2 separate regions of the Homo sapiens genome follow, and region 1 is linked to region 2. A link is a loop called in an ENCODE intact Hi-C map of the cell type or tissue named here. Cell type or tissue: chondrocyte. All regions are shown on one strand.

Region 1 (8,000 bases), 860 kb after region 2:
TGCTCTGCTTATCCAGGGATATGCATTTCATTTTCAAATGATATATCAATTTTACTTTTTTCAGGTACTTCCGACCATGCAATTCAGATATGCCTTACTTTCTATCAAATCTTTAAAGTCATTTTACCACAAACTTCTGAAAGAACTATACATTTTCCACTGTCAGAGATGTAGTTCCACAATTGTATGGCCAAAACAATAAAGATCATATTTTAAGATGAGCATTTTAAAAGATAAGGAAAATTCAATTTGAATACTGTAAATAACTCTTTAGCTCTTAGCCTCTAACAGGAATGCTTAAAAACAAGTGGTAATGCTTTAATAAAACAAAACAGAATTCTAGTATTTGAAAATGTCAGAAGGTATTTTTATTTCAGCTGTCTTAAATACCTACACTGAATGTTACATACATGAAAACCTGTAACTAAAAACTTCTTTTTTTTTTTTTTTGAGACAGTTTCACTCCATCACCCAGGCTGGAATGCAGTGGCGTGATCTAGGCTCACTGCAATCTTGGCCTCCCAGGTTCAAGTGATTCTCGTGCCTCGGCCTCCCGGGTAGCTGGGATTACAGGCACATACCACCACACCTAGCTCATTTTTGTAATTTTGGTAAAGATGGGGTTTCACCATGTTGGCCAGGCTAGTCTCAGACTCCTGGCCTCAAGTGATCTGCCCACACTGGCCTCCCAAAGTGCTGGGATTACAGGCGTGAGCCACTGCCCCTGGCCTAAAAACTATTTCTATATATGGATGCTTTAAAAGCAAATTCACTAATATGGTTACTTTCATCAGTGAAGTAGTATACAGTATATGATTAAATATTTACTGAATATAATATGTGGAACTTATTCTTTAGTTACTTATGCTGTTTTCAAACAGAACAATTGCTCTTAAACTTTTGGGAAGTATGGACCTTTTGGGACTCTTCCAAGAAACATGTATAGCCAAAAGAAAATTTTGCAAACAACTTCAGGGTGAACAGACCCAGGTTAAAAACACCTAATATAAAATCACACACCTTAATGTAATTTATCTTAATTGTGTCTACTCACATAGGTAGCCTACTTGTTAGCTTTATCCTGGCCTGTTTTTCATTCAGCTGAATGAAATACAATTCAATGAAATACAATTTCAATAAAAAAATCAGTAACTTACGATTAATCTGGCTCATTTAGAAGGATTTATTTCTTCAGCCGTTGAAAACTACAAATCTGCTCTAATCTGCTCTAATTTTCAGAAAAATCATTAACAACTCTTACTAGTTTTGTTTATAAATATTTAAACTGGCCAAATAGGCTTACATATATGTCATTAGCAGGACAACGGGAAAGAATTTTATTAACATTGTTGAAAAGAAGAAATCAGAAGGGGGATCAAATCAGTACCATTGACCAGGTATGTGAAATACTGTTCACGACTGTCATGTACCGACCATAGAGCCTCAGACATCTCACTGAATGAATCTACCCATTGGCGGAACTTTATAAAAACTCTGAAACTCTGAGGTCAACAGCAATAGCACTGAAATATTCTATGATACGATGAATTAAAAAACACACAACAACAGAGTATCAAATGGCAATTTTTTCCCCTTTCTTAAAAAATGTTCAGTCTGGGCACGGTGGCTCACACCTGTAATCCCTGCACTTTGGGAGGCCAAGGTGGGTGAATCATGAGGTCAGGAGTTCAAGACCAGCCTGACCAATATGGTGAAACTTTGTCTCTACTGAAAATATAAAAAATTAGCCAGGCATGGTGGCACGTGCCTGTAGTCCCAGCTACTCGGGAGGCTGAGGCAGGAGAATCACTTGAACCCAGGAGGCGGTGGTTACAGTGAGCCGAGATCCTGCCACTGCACTCCTCCAGCCTGGGCAACAGAGTGAGACTCCATCTCAAACAAACAAACAAAAAAAGTTCATAATAGTAGTCTGAACTATTGTAAGTAGAGAGGTAGATAAGCAACTACCATTTTACAATCATTTCTATGACTGCAATAGTTATACTTTTTAAATTTAAAGCTGGGATGGATTAAAATACAAATAATGCAAAATATTCCCCTGATATTTATTGAAATATATCCTCTGATTACGTATAAGAATAAACAAAATTACAATAAAAATTCATCTAGGAATGTGCTAGTACAAAATAGAAGTGTTTTTATCACTTTAAAATTCACATACTAGGCCCTGTGGGATCCAAACATACAAAACAAAGCCCCTTTTCTAAAGGAGTGCCCAGTGCTCTTAGAATAGAGAATGAAATATTAAGTGTATAAAGATGAGAAATGATAATAGCCCCCATGTTCACAGCCCTCAAGAAAAGTCTTCATTTGTTCTATGTGAAACCTATTGCTGGTGCAAACATTTTATTTTGTGTCCCAAAGCAGGCTAAGAATTAATTACAACCTTAATAATAGGACAAGAAAGTTTAAAAACGATCTTTTCCAAAACTCACAGGATTTGGAAAGAAAGCATCTGCTGTAAAGCAAATCAAACAAAACCCCAAAGAAAGGTAATAAAACTGAACTTTCCAAGGAAAAGGAAGCTGTGTTTCTTAATCAGTTTCATTCTTACATTTTGTAAAAAATACTGATCTTAAATATCACTTGGTCTTACAAAATACAATCTTTCATTGCCACTATTTTGTAGATTTTATGAAGAATGTAAAATATTGTCTCTTTCTAAAGGTAGACAAAGGCAACAGTATTTTTCTCCCCACATAGTTCTTACCTACTTGGTCAAAAGAGCTATGACTCTTCATAACCGATCTAATCAAAGTAATGTTTTAATTAATCAAGTTCAATAAAAAGAACTTGAGGAATTTGTTTCTTTTTTTCAATAAATGTCAAAGCTATAACATATAATAAACGTTAAACTAAAAATATATTCCAAAGTCATTACATATGTCTCAAGTTTTCTAAACTTTGGCATATTGACTGGGCCGTGTTCTGAAATGTCATAAAATTTTGTCACGTTTTTCAACTGAATTCAGCAAATCCTCAATGGTGGCCTACTTACACATTTACTACTGTGCTAGCAGTTGATCGCGGCTCCAATAAGATATAAACAGAAATGGAATTAATGGTACAATTTCTGCACACTTCAGGTAAGTGAAACATATATATCACCTTTCCATTCTATTTCAGAACGCGGTATCAGCGGATGCAACAAAGACCACACAGTGTAGCAACGGAGAAATGTTAGCATAAAACAGTTTTGTTTTGTTTTGTTTTTCAATTAAAAATCCTACGTCCCCAGCTGGTTAACTACACACTGCATAAAGTTTACTGTGATGACAACTGTTTCTAAAAAGCAAACCTTTCTTCCCTTCAAAGTGTCCTCCTCCGATCCTTAGGCCATGACTGATTCTAATACTTTTGATCTTAAGACACACAGTGATGACTTTTCTTTGAAAACTAGCAGGTTCGAATGTAGGCCCCAGGTGTCTGCCGTCATGCTTCCGACTCCGGGAAGTGAGGGAAGCCCATCTCCGGTCAGGGTTTACTGTAAGCAGCCCAGAGCCGGAGCACCGACGCAGAGAGACGTGGAAACAGAAAGCGAACGTACTACGGGGCCGCAGCGGGATCCCCGCGCCAGACGCCACCCCGTTAGCAACATATGGGAGAGCAGGGATGGTTCCCAGCCCCTTGACAAGCGCGGCGACGGCTCCGCGGGGCCTGGCGGCGAAGGCGAGGCGAGGCTGCGGCGACGAGGGGCGCGGCGGGCGGGCCGCCGGGGGAGCCCCGCACATTCCTCCCCGCGGCGGAGGCGCACGTGGGGTTCGAGGCCGCAGGGCCTGCAGAGGCGGCCAGAGCAGAGGGCGGCAGGTGCGGGAAAGAAAGAGGACGGGCCCCGGAGGCCGCAAGCCCGAGCAGCGGAGGACGATTCCCGGAGCGGCGGCATGCGGGTCCGCGACCCCGAGGCACCGGCAGCTCGGACAGGGTGGGGGAAGGGAGGGAGGCACCGGGACGCCTAGAGACGGCAGTGTGGGGGTCTGAAGGAGAGACCGGATGGGGGCCCCGAGGGACGCTCGCCGGCGCGGAACTCAGCTCACCGTGCCTCCGTCCTTAATGATGATCTTCTTGGCCAGCATGATACTGCGGTTCGCGGCCCGTTTCTTCTTCTTCCCCTGGGTCATTTTACCATCCTCGATTCCTGGCGCTGCTGCAGCCACTCCCGGGGCGGCAGGCCCCAGCAGCTAGTGCCGTCCCACCACTACTGCCGGGCCGAGCCGCTCTGGGCGCCCGCCGCCATCTTGAGGGCCCGGCCTGCCTCCGGCGGCGCGTCACAATCGTGCGATCAGCCGACGAGCGGGCCCCGCCCCTCCCGCGTGATACCGCCCCGCCCGCTCGCCGCCAGCCCACTCTACAGTAGCCGCGCGGCCAGGGTAACCGCGGGCTCGCGTGGGTGCTGCTGGCTACCTGTACAACTTCGTGCTCCGGCGTCACCAGCTAGCTAAATCCTCGCAACGGTTCTGGGCGATAGGGGCCGTTTTTGTCCCCCTTCTTCAGCAGATGAGGGAATTTGTTTCAAAAAGTTGTTACCTGCTCACGGAAACAGACGTCCTAAGCTATTAACACAATCTCCAGCTGTGTTCTAACCAAGACAGGAACCGAAGGGAACAGTAAAAAATCATTTTCCGTAAGTAATGGGTAACTTAAGAGATAATGTAGTGTTTCAGAAACAGTCTTGTCCTTTTGGTGTTCAGGGACCCCCGCTAGAACTCAGCTGGCTCACGCTTGTTTACCTCCCTAGACCCAGGACCTTTTTTATTCCCTGCCAAAAAAAATACCTTACCTGACCGATGTCACCCTTTGTGGCCCTCTACGTTTTTACTGTATTGTTTAAAAATAAATTTGATGGGAACATTGCTAGAAAGGGCAATTTACACAAGTGGAAGTGGACTTTAAAGTATCACAATGTTAAAATTAGATATTGATAACTACCGTGTTGTATAATAGAATATCCTTTTCCTTAAGAGAAAAACACGAGGGATAGGGATACACCGCATGCTCCCTACTCTCAGATGGTTAGGGAGTAACATGTATGTGTATGTATATGTAGGTGGGGAAAAGAGAGGGACAAAGCAAAATGGCGAATGTTTAAAAGTACTGAAACTAGGTATGGTAGTTCTAAGATATGTTCACAGATTCAATGATATTCCTCCCTGGAAGAGGTGGACTCTAATTCCCCTCCCCTTGAGTGTAGACTAGGCTTAGTGACTCTTGATAGATCAAAACAGAAGTGACAGTATTGACTTCAGAGGCTAGGTCATAAAAGGCACTGCATCTTCCTTTGCGGGTCTCTTTTTCATTCATTTTGGGGCTTGGAGCCTGGGGAAGCCTGCTTCCGTGTTTTCAGGACACTCAAGCAGCCTATGGAGAGATCCAGTTGTCCAGGAACTGTTTGTAGCCTCCTACCAAATGCCACGGAGTGAGTCACTTTGGAAGTAGATCCTCCAACCTTGGTCAAGCCTTTGGCTGACTACAACTTCATGAGAGACCCAGAGGTAGGACCACCTAGCTTAGCCACTCCTGGAATCCTGACTCAGAAACAGTGTAAGATGAAAAGTACTTGGTGTAAGCCACTAAGCTTTGGGGTTATTTGTTACACAGCTATAAATAACTAATATATAGGGTAAAAGGAAAAACAGTAAATGAATGTATGAGTTCTTTGTACTGTTTTTGCAACTTTTCTGTAAGTTTGAAATTATTTCCAAATAAAATGTTAAAAAGTAAATTTGATTGAATTTCCTTTTCCTTGTATTTTCATACTGACTAAAAATGGAAAAAAAAACTAATTTCCATGGAAGGGAGAAGAAAAGCAATTTATAGCCTGATAGATACTTCTAATTATATTTTCCAATCAATAAGTATATTCATTATACTTGTTTTGAAACATATATTCTCATTTTGAAACTTTTTTTATTATTTATTTTTTGAGACAGAGTTTTGCTCTTGTTGCCCAGGCTGCAGTGCAATAGTGCCAACTTGGCTCACTGCAACTTCCAGCTCCCAGGTTCAAGTGATTCTCCTGCCTCAGCCTCCCGAGTAGCTGGGATTACAGGTCCCCACTACCATGCCTGGCTAATTTTTTTTGTATTTTTAGTAGAGATGGAATTTCACCGTGTTGGCCAGGCTTGAACTCCTTACCTGAGGTGATGTTCCCGCCCCAGCCTCCCAAAGTGCTGGGATTACAGGTGTGAGCCACCATGCGTGGCCTATTATTATTTTCTGAGGCAGGGTCTCACTCTGTCACCCAGGCTGGAGTGCAGTGGTGCCATCATGGCCTCCTGCAGCCTCTTCCGAAACGATCCTTCTGCCTCAGCGTCTCAAGTATCTGGGACTACAAATGCACACCACCATGCCTGGCTAATTTTAATTTTTCTTTTGTAAAGACAGAGTCTGGTTATGTTGACCAGGCTGGTTTCAAACCTGGCCTCAAGAGATACTCAGTTCTACCAAAGTGCTGGGATTACAGGTTTGAGCCACCGCGCCTCGCCTGCAACTTTTTAGTTGACACCCAACTTGAAGTTCTTTAGAGAAAGTAATATGATAGATTTCATAATTCAATTCCCAGGAGCTTGTTTTGAATGGAAGTAGAGGGCTGATAATTTATTGTGTGGTTACTTTGATTTTCATAGTCCCTCAAAATCATACTTCATCTAGCTATACCAATTTTATCAGCCTTATGAACTGGTTATTGTTCAGTCATTCAAAAAATATTTACTGGGTGCTTGTGTTGTCAGTGTTTTATTAGATGCCAGGGATACATCAATAAATGAGACACTATCTGCACAGAGCTTACATTCTAGTGGGGGACACAGTTACAAAACAAAAGGAAGGTAATTGCAGATTGCAGTAAATACTGTTGGAAATAATGTAGTAAGAGAAATTTAACACATACTAAATGTCCAGAATGTCCCAGGCTTTGTGCTAGAAAGGCTGCAATGATAAACAAGAGAGAACAGTCCTGTTCTAATAGGCCTATTGTGTATGAACTTGTCGCTTTGTATGTGATTTGGGTTGTGAATACAGCTGGCCCTCAGTATCCTGTGGATTCAACTATCCTCAGAATAAAAATATTTTTTAAATCCCACAAAACAACAAAAATACAAGTAAAAAATACAGTATGACTACACAGCATTACATTGTATTAAGTACTATAAATAATCTAGAGATGATGTATGGGGAGGATGATAACCAAATACTATGCCATTTTATGTAAGGGACTTTAGCATCCACTGATTTGGATATCCACGGAAGTCCCACAACCAATTCCCACTCCCCTCCTCATATGGAGGGATGACCGTATTCACAAACTTTGCGCTAAGAGACTGATATCTCAGTTAGGGTTTTTTGGTTAGGATCAACAGAAACTAACACTGGCTAACAAACTAGTACTCGCTAACGTAAGCAAAAGGGAATTATTTGGAAGGATATTGGAAGTTTTGAAAATTAATGAGAAGGCCAAGAATCAGGCTTAGAAACAAGCAGAAACCAATGTTTGGAAAGTTCATGAAAACAGTTCATGAGGCACCTTGAAAGGGAGTGGGATTCCTTGGAAAGAAAGGCAAGTGGCCAAAAGTAAAAGATTCCTAAAGAAACAAGATTGTATCACAGAATCCAAATCCCACCCCCACCATGCACAATTTATTAAAGAAACTGCACTTCACCATGCTAACAGAAGAGGGTCCTCTTTAACTAAAAACTGAGTAAGTCACCCACATCCCTTCTACCCTCCATTCTATAGAGCCACCTGTTATTGCTGATTGAAGAAGATCCTACACATTTAATCATGAATAGAAAAGCCACCAAAAATCCATACAAGGCTATTATAAAAAACAGAAAATGAAAACTTTTCAATCAATAGAAAATACTACCCTCTAGACAATATGAAGCAGAGGCAAATAATATACAACACTCCAACATGAATATCATTAATTGCACATATAAAAGAACACAGCAAATAAAAATTTTTAAACTCAATAGTAAGATGT
Region 2 (8,000 bases):
AGTGTCTTCTATGTCTAAGGGAAAAATGGTTGCAACAGCTTTGGTAAGAAATACTACTGAAATTAAATCTGTTAAAAATGAAGTAAAAATGTAAGAACATAAAAACACAGAAACTATATTGAGATACTAGAAAAAACCAGTGTGATGTTTTTTGGACATCAAACTTGGACAATAGGTGCTGTAGGCTCTGCTGCTCACTTGGGAAGTAAAAAACTCTAGGCCTCAATTTTCCAACTATAGAAGATGACAGGTTAGTTTGTCTCTCTCTCTCTCTCTCTCAAGTCCCACTTCCAAAACCTACACTATCCACATATTCTCTTTCTTCCTTAGTAAAAAATCCTTGACTTTCCGCAGAATACATGGCTGAGTGGAATAAAGACTACATTTGCAACTAGGCATGACCATGTGATAAAATTTTAGTGAAAGCATTGTGTGTTAGCATCCAGGTAAATCTTAAAAAAAAAAAAAATGTGCACACCTTTTACCTCTTTTTATCTGCATTCCAGACATTATGCTGCCAGGGATGACTGAAACACTAGCACCCATCTTGGAAATGAAGTTTTATCTTGTGTAAGCAACCATTATTTTAGGTTTTTGTTTTGTTTTGAAACAGAGTATTACTCTGTTGCCCAGGCTGTGGGGCGGTGGCTCAATCTCGGCTCACTGCAACCTCTGCCTCCCAGGTTCAAGGGATGCTGGTGTCTCAGCCTCCATGTAGCTGAGATTACAGGTGTGCAGAGTTTTTCTGTAACTTGAAAACAAACTTAACCGTAGATGATACAAAACCACATTGTTACACTATGTTACCTTGAGATTAGTCAGTTACTCAACAATAAATTAGTAAATGAAAAATAAAATACTAGAAGGAAGGGAAAAATCACATAGAATTTCTACCATTTTCCTCCCAATTTCTAAGAGTGAGAGAATGGAATTTAATGTTTTGTCATTGCTGTTTTTCCTTAACGGGGTAGTTACCATTTTTAGTATAGGTAGTGTAATTCCATACATTAATTATTCCCTCATTCTTTCATTTAGCAAATATGTATTAAGCATCCACTATGTGCTATGTACTGAAGTGCCTGCATAAGATAGAAAAGATCCCTACATTAATACAGTTTACGTTCTAGTGGGAAGGTGAAAGGTAGCAGATATTTATTGAGGGGAAAAACACACAACAACTACCTATTGTTCCACTGAAGAGACCTACTCATCATCTAAAATATAAATCAACTATAATTAAGTTCTTCCTTTAAAATGAAGGCTCTGAAAAAGAACCAGAACAATTTAACATTTGTTAAAATTAGATCAACTGCTTCTATGAACCTTTATTTGTGAAGTGAGTGTTTTATTCACGTTTCAGTCCTCTATAGGAAAAAAATTCTTGGTTATTTCATGTTCTCAACAAGTTGAAATTTATTTTTACAGAATGAAATTCAACAAGGAATTGACTAATACACAAAATGAGTTTTGGAAGAAATTTAATCAAGGAACTGAAAAGCTAATATAACCTACAGGAACACAGATAATCTTCTGGTCATATAAAGAAATTATTGATCAGTCAACAAAAGGAACTAAAAATTTTGGTGTCTAAATAAAACACAGAAAGCCAGATTATTAAAAGGCCAGAGAAATGCCTAAATCTGCCCAAATATCAATGACAAGAGATCTGTATTAAAAATTAATATTTAAGAATAATTGGTTGTAGATCTGGAGATTAACATAAATAGGCATGAGATGACGGATACGTGCTAAATGAACTAAGTACAACATGCACTGGAGCTAGATTTCAAATCTAGCTAGAAGACATAACACAATGAAAAACAGTATATAAGCTGCACTAGTAAAGAAAAGCAAGTCCCCTAAGGGTAAAAGAACAAGTCGACTACAACTAATGTTTTTGTTATGCACTGATGCATACTGACTTAAAAAATAATGGTTCTGGTAATCTCCCCAACAGATCTCTACAGATCAAAAGAGTTACTATATACTTAACTTTCCATGAAAGGTGGTTTAGGAACTTCAAGTGTGAATCTCTTGAATGAGATATTTCACAGAGTGACTTATGTAATGGAAAGCCATAGTGAAACACTGCAATAGAAACTATCTGTAGCAAAATATGCATATATAAGCTATGATACACTCTTGATACAAAATATGCATATACAAGCTATGATACACTCTTGATACAAAATATGCATATATAAGCTATGATACACTCCTGATACAATCAGCACATATCCCAAAATTAATTTGGCATAATTTAGGAAGAGAAAAATGTAAAATATACTGTAAATATTATATATTTATGATAAAGTATGATTATTCAAGTACAAGTGCTTTCAACATCTACAGTATATTAAAGTGTGTTAATACTATGGGATTAAAAAATTAATCTATGATGGGGTATCCTTCAAATTAACACATCTGATTCCCAAAGGATTCAAAATGGTTATTACATATATTAAGATTTCATTGTGCCAATATGCCTTTATACCCAACTGTTGACTAAACCAATAACCTTCATAATCTGCTGGTTATTGAGTATTTTTTATAGAACTGAATTGACGGTTGAATTGAAAGAAGCCCAAGCATTATATAAAAGTATACATGTCACAAAACCTGGTGATATTACCTGTCAATGTTTGATCTCAACAGAAGATCAAGGACAGCGATTTTCTCTGAAAATGGGTCTTAAACAACAGAGACTAAGTCTATTTAATAAATAGAAAACAGGTTCTTAATCTAGAGTCCAAGATTTAGTACAGGGAACCCAACAACATCCTGAAGCTTTATGTACAATTCTGAGTATTGGCTTTCATCAGATTTTTGAAGGAGTATGGGATCTAAAGACAGAATTAGTACACCTAGGAGTGTGACAGTCTTGTTAGCAGAACAACTTCATAAGACCTTAAGTTACTCAACAGCAAATACCTGAATAATAGTAACTTCACTGCCACAGAGTTACACACTAGATTTTCCTCCTCCTAAGGATGTTTCAAAAAAAACAAAAACCCTCAAAGGTGCCACCAAAACCCAAGAAATGTTGTTTCTAGAAACTATATGGGATTTTTACATCGCAGTTAAGACTACAGGAAAATCATGAGACAGTTTCGGCATTAAAGAGAGAAGAGAATGACACATATTCCTCCCGATATCACTTTATAAAACCTCCCATTCCAAGCCCCAATAACAAACTAAGTAGAACATCTCAGATATACTCTCTCAGAATCTTAAGGGTGAAATCCAAATGCCACTCCCCCCCGAGAGAGGCAGCAAACAAGTTTCTCCCAATTCCAACAAAGTGGGTAAACCTAAGGCCTACAATTAGAAATGAAAGATTCTGCCCATCTGCTAAAATAAGGAGGGGCTTGTCAGTCTTGTCTGATGGAACTGGAGGGGAGCGTGACAAGAGAGGTTGCACAGGATAGGCCCAGATCTTACTCAAGAACTGTAGCCCTACCAGATTGGTGTGGGTATGAGAAAGCAACTCAGCAGCAGAGGTAGGTAACAAAGGTAGGACCTGAACCTCCTAGTGAGGAGCTACGTGGCATTAAGCAAACAGTGCTTCGTCTCCCTCACACCCAGCTTCCGCCCAAACCATTTTCCCCTTTGGTTACCAGTTGCTCCAGATGCCGTAGAGTAGTTCCACAAAAGCGAAAGAGAGGTTCAGGCACAGGAAGAAAAACAGGTTCCGGGAAGTCTTGTCGGACAGTATAGACCTGGGAATGATACACGTGGAAAAGAGCCGGGAGAGTTAAGGAGGTGCCGGGACCCCGAGGCTGGGTACCCTCTTCAAGACCCTCCCAGTTCACATGCTCCTTTCTTCACAGCTAGGGGTTGACGGGGAGTTTTTGACTCTCCCTCACTGGACCTCGGGCCATCCTGAGGTCTGGGCCTTCTCCCTTTCTGCCGGACACCCCCTCCCCGCAAACACAGCACCCCGCACCTAAACCAGCCCGAGATCTTGCCGAACAAATTGAACTTGGGTGGTTTGTATTCATCGTCTTTGATGGACAGGGGCAACATCTTCTCTGCCCGGCGAAGGGCCGGGTCTACTCCCCTCTAGAAGTGGCTCCGTGGGGTGATGGCAGTGACAGTAGTGACGCCTCAAACGGGAATCCCCAGCGCTTGTCCGGGGCCGCGCGCCGCTGCGAGACACAGACAGACACAGACACACACCCGGGAATTCGCTTACTTCCGGCCCGGGCCGCGCAACGCGTCCTGGGACAGGAAAGGAGGGAGGCCGGTCGCGGGCGGGGCCTGCGCGGCGGAGGGCGTGGCTTGCGGCGGGGGCGGGATGAGAAAGGTGCTGGAGCTGTTGGAGGGACGCCAGGAGGTGGCAACTACCAGGGGGTGTGAGGGGCTGACCTGGGATGGAATCCTGCCACCCGGACTCAGGAAGAAAATCCTGAGGTGGCGACCTGCAGACTGGGCTGGGAGATGGAGAGCCCGCTCACGCCCACCCGACCGCCTACCACCAGTGTTCCCGGATGCATGGGCTCCAGCGCCTGCCCTTTCGCCATTTCCTCCCAACTGGCATTAAATCCTGGTGTGGTAGATATCAGTGATTAAGAGTCTAGGCAGCCACGTGTTCTATTGCCGCCAGTCCGCAGGAAACGCAAGTGATCGTTTTGCTGCGTTAACTCTATGGGCGCCCAAATCTTAGGAATCCATTCCACGCCACCCCGAAAACAGCGCTTGACCCTTCTGGACTGCCACGCAGGAGGCGATCAATGTTTTTCTTTCTTTATTTTTTTAAGAGACAAGGTCTCGCCCTGTCACCTAGGCTGGAGCACAATGAGGCTCACTACAGCCTGGAACTCCCGGACGCAAGTGATCCTCCTCAGCCTCCGGAGTAGCTGAGACCTCAGGCGTGCGCCACCATGCCTGGCATCAATCAATGTCTTTCAAAATAAAGGCTGTTAAACGTAGTATAGGAAAGAAGCTTTTTAATGGTAGGTTCTACCAGACGTGTTTGTTTGATTTTTAGGTTTGGTTAATGCATTGTTTCCCGTACAATCTCAACCCGCGGAAACCCCGAAACTCTAGAATTCGTGCCGGTCTCTTTCGCTTCCAGGTCATCCCCGGGGCAACGGCCGCCGCTCTAATTCTTGTCAGAACCTCCAGGCCAGTTTCAGCAACGTGCAGGCAGAAGCTGGCCCCTCGGTGGGATGCGAGGGCGTGTGGAGCGCGGGGAGGAGAGCCCCACAGGCCTTTCCTGGGCACCCGCGGTGGATGGGAAGGCTCCTTCGGGCGCCTTTCAGGGAAGTTGTTTGGCTGAGGGAAGGTGGTCCGTCACGTGAATGTTTAAAAGTTGTTACCTTGGAGAAGAAATGGAGGAAAGGATTGGCTTTCGGAGGTGGGCTGGAAACTACAAAACCGAGCTTCCTGGGAATGCCTTTTAGGCCGACAGGAAGTGGAGCGTCACCGAAAGGGAGGGGCGGCCACTCGGGGACTGTCCCTTGCTCCAGGCGCTCACTTTGCGGGCGGCACTTTTTCCAGGTTGTTAATCCAGCTAATGGAGAAGGATAGATGCACGCTACTTGGTTTAGAAAAAAAAACAAAAATGAGCAAACGAGACGCCCCTTCCGTTTTATGATAACTAAGCTGCAGGGAAATAAATCGGCTGGCCCTACTGCAATCTACTGCACTCGAGGTAAGGAGACACAGCAAAATGCTCCAGTATTAGTATTTTTCTTTTTGTAGTGAGGATATATGCATGTTTTGCTCTCGTTCTGAGAACTTTGTGTGTGTGTATGGAGTATTCGGTGGTTTTATTTTTGAAAATATGTACTTATTCTACAATTTTGAAAAATGTTAATTAAAACTGCTGTGTAAAAACAGCTAGGTTTCAGAAGTAAGTTCTGGGAAGAGTATTTTGTATTTGCCTTTGTTAGCGTATATTTCATTCTTTTAATTTAAGTGTAGAAATATTTAAAATTAGTAGCATTTACTCTTTTTTTGGAAGGAAGTTTTTGTATTAGCAGTAGACCTTGAATTTTACTCTACTGCACTGCTGAGGAAAAATTAATTGGGTGCAAACTAGATAGTTTAAAGATAAATAATTCTATGGTAATTGGATTTTTCTCCAAAACGCCCTTATTCAATATGATTTAACTTGGGAGAAGGCGGGAGAAGTAATAGAAATAATTAAATTTCAGCAACTGATTTCCAGCATAATCCTAACTCATCAAGGTCAGCTGCATTTTGAACTTTTTTGTATTCTGCCTTTGAAAATAAGTCCTATATTTTATACTGTATTGCTACAAATCAGAAATCGCTTAAGTGGTTTATGGAGAAACCTACATTACCTCTTTTCAAATAGTTTTGAAATGGGTACGAGAAATTGAAGTTTAATTTCAGTTACATCAGTTTCCAGAGACTCCCAAATTCCCCCACTCCCCATCCCCCAAGATATATGATAGGTATTCCCATGAGGACCTTCTCCTTTCAAAAAGTGATGGTGATGTCTTCACATCTTTCAGTCTTAAAGAGCATAATGACCAAATTTAAAACTAAAGGCATTTTATTTGCAATATAAAAGTGTAGGTGGACACTATTTAAATCAGGAAAAGTTCTATGAGTGAAAAACGTCAGGCTGTGCCTCACTTCTTTTGTCATTGTCAAATAATGTTTGTCCCATATATGTTAACCTATCTTTGTTGTCATATCAAATTTGTTTCTTTCATTCATTCAACAGTCATTTAATGAATGTCTTCTATGTGCCAGGCTCTGTGCTGGGTGCTGGGGATACAAAGCCAGATAAATAAAAAGTTCCTTCCCTGGAGGAATTTTATGGAAAAGAGTAGTTATGAAGAAAGGGGGGGGTTGTGACAGGCAAATCAGTCTCGTCTTTTAGAACTCTGTGATGTTTAAAATTTACACAAGGGATGCCCTTGGAGCAGTGTGAAGGGACAGCTGTCACTCAGTAAGTCTTTCCATAAATACTAAGCCATTCCTTTTGCCCTTTCAATATGTCGTATTGGAAAATCAAAAATGATTCTTCAACTCTGTTCAAATGGTATCTTGCAAGTCACCAATCAGAATTCTTAATTCCTTTGTATGTTACAAGATTAAATCGGTTTATAAGATCATAAAATACATATACTATTGAACATTTTTAAACTAAAAAATGGATTTCTACCCTGAACTTTTAAATATGTTTTTATATCTCTCCTACCAACTAATTGCATTAGGTTAGCTATGCAGACTCTATGGGTGGAAAAACCCCAGCTGCTCAGACGTGTGACTGAGGATTCTGAGAAATGAAAGCAGAGAGAATTAAGGGGCAGAAGCTCATTTCAGTCATGGTTTCAGCTCCTTTTGGGCAATGGTCAGCAAGGAATAGGAAAGATGCTATCTGTCATTCCTCAGTAATCAACCCTGGCATTTATCTGCAACCCTGTTTGACCCTTTTAGATGCTTCAAATTGAGCGCCCTGGGAACTGCTGGTTAAAAAAGGAGTTGTAAAGGTACATAAGAATACAAATTCATATAAATCTAGAAACTGGATACAAGTGCAAATTGCTGACATGTTCAAATGTTTTGCTCCATGGCATACATCCTCTGGTTTCAAATGTGTAACATTAGATAGTTGGGATCGTGTGCATTTATTTTGCTTCTGGATCCTTATATTAGGGTTCTCTGGAGGGACAGAACTAGGATAGTTCTGGTAGGATAGATGCGTATATGAAAATGAGTTTATTAAAAAGAACTGACTCAAACAATCACAATGTGAAGTCCTACAATAGGCCATCTGCAAGTTGAGGAGCAACAAAGCCAGTAGTGGCTCAATCAGAGTCCCAAAACCTCAAAGGTAGGGAAGCCGACACTGCCGCCTTCAGTCTGTGGCCAAAGACCTGAGAGCCCCTGACAAACCACTGGTGTAAGTCTAAGAGTCTAACAGTCAAAGAACTTGGAGCCTGATGTTCGAGGGCAAGAAGCATCCAGTACAGGAGAAAGATGAAGCCCAAATACTCAGCAAGTCAGCTTCTCCCACC

Evidence for each region. A loop is a pair of places that touch in the nucleus more often than their neighbours do. Peaks named below come from ENCODE experiments on the same cell type or tissue, not always from the same donor. Only the 100,000 strongest peaks of a DNase experiment are listed, where the experiment ranks them.
Region 1: a loop joins it to region 2, with 5 times the contacts of the local background. A loop is called at or near these places in 19 of 110 quality-filtered maps.

The regions. Positions count from the first base shown.
Region 1 is chr1:100,034,372-100,042,371 of GRCh38, reverse strand. SLC35A3 (solute carrier family 35 member A3) reads right to left here. Exons shown (of 8, transcript NM_012243.3): 8 at 6,738-8,000. SLC71A1 (solute carrier family 71 member 1) reads right to left here and starts at 4,277. Exons shown (of 12, transcript NM_033055.3): 1 at 4,056-4,277. The coding sequence starts at 4,139. It overlaps LOC124904230 (a long non-coding RNA gene), which reads left to right and starts at 4,364. Exons shown (of 7, transcript XR_007066251.1): 1 at 4,364-4,642. RefSeq lists silencers at 3,651-3,840, 4,301-4,480 and enhancers at 3,961-4,240, 4,203-4,805. In chondrocyte, a CTCF peak has its summit at 7,693; DNase peaks (open chromatin) are centred at 3,601, 3,861 and 4,321.
Region 2 is chr1:100,892,289-100,900,288 of GRCh38, reverse strand. EXTL2 (exostosin like glycosyltransferase 2) reads left to right here and starts at 5,447. Exons shown (of 5, transcript NM_001033025.3): 1 at 5,447-5,656. SLC30A7 (solute carrier family 30 member 7) reads right to left here and starts at 4,199. Exons shown (of 11, transcript NM_133496.5): 1 at 3,947-4,199; 2 at 3,618-3,719. The coding sequence starts at 4,026. RefSeq lists enhancers at 3,695-3,854, 3,905-4,154, 4,705-4,774, 4,669-5,391, 5,392-6,115. In chondrocyte, no CTCF peak of the experiment used is centred here; DNase peaks (open chromatin) are centred at 4,248, 5,158 and 5,438.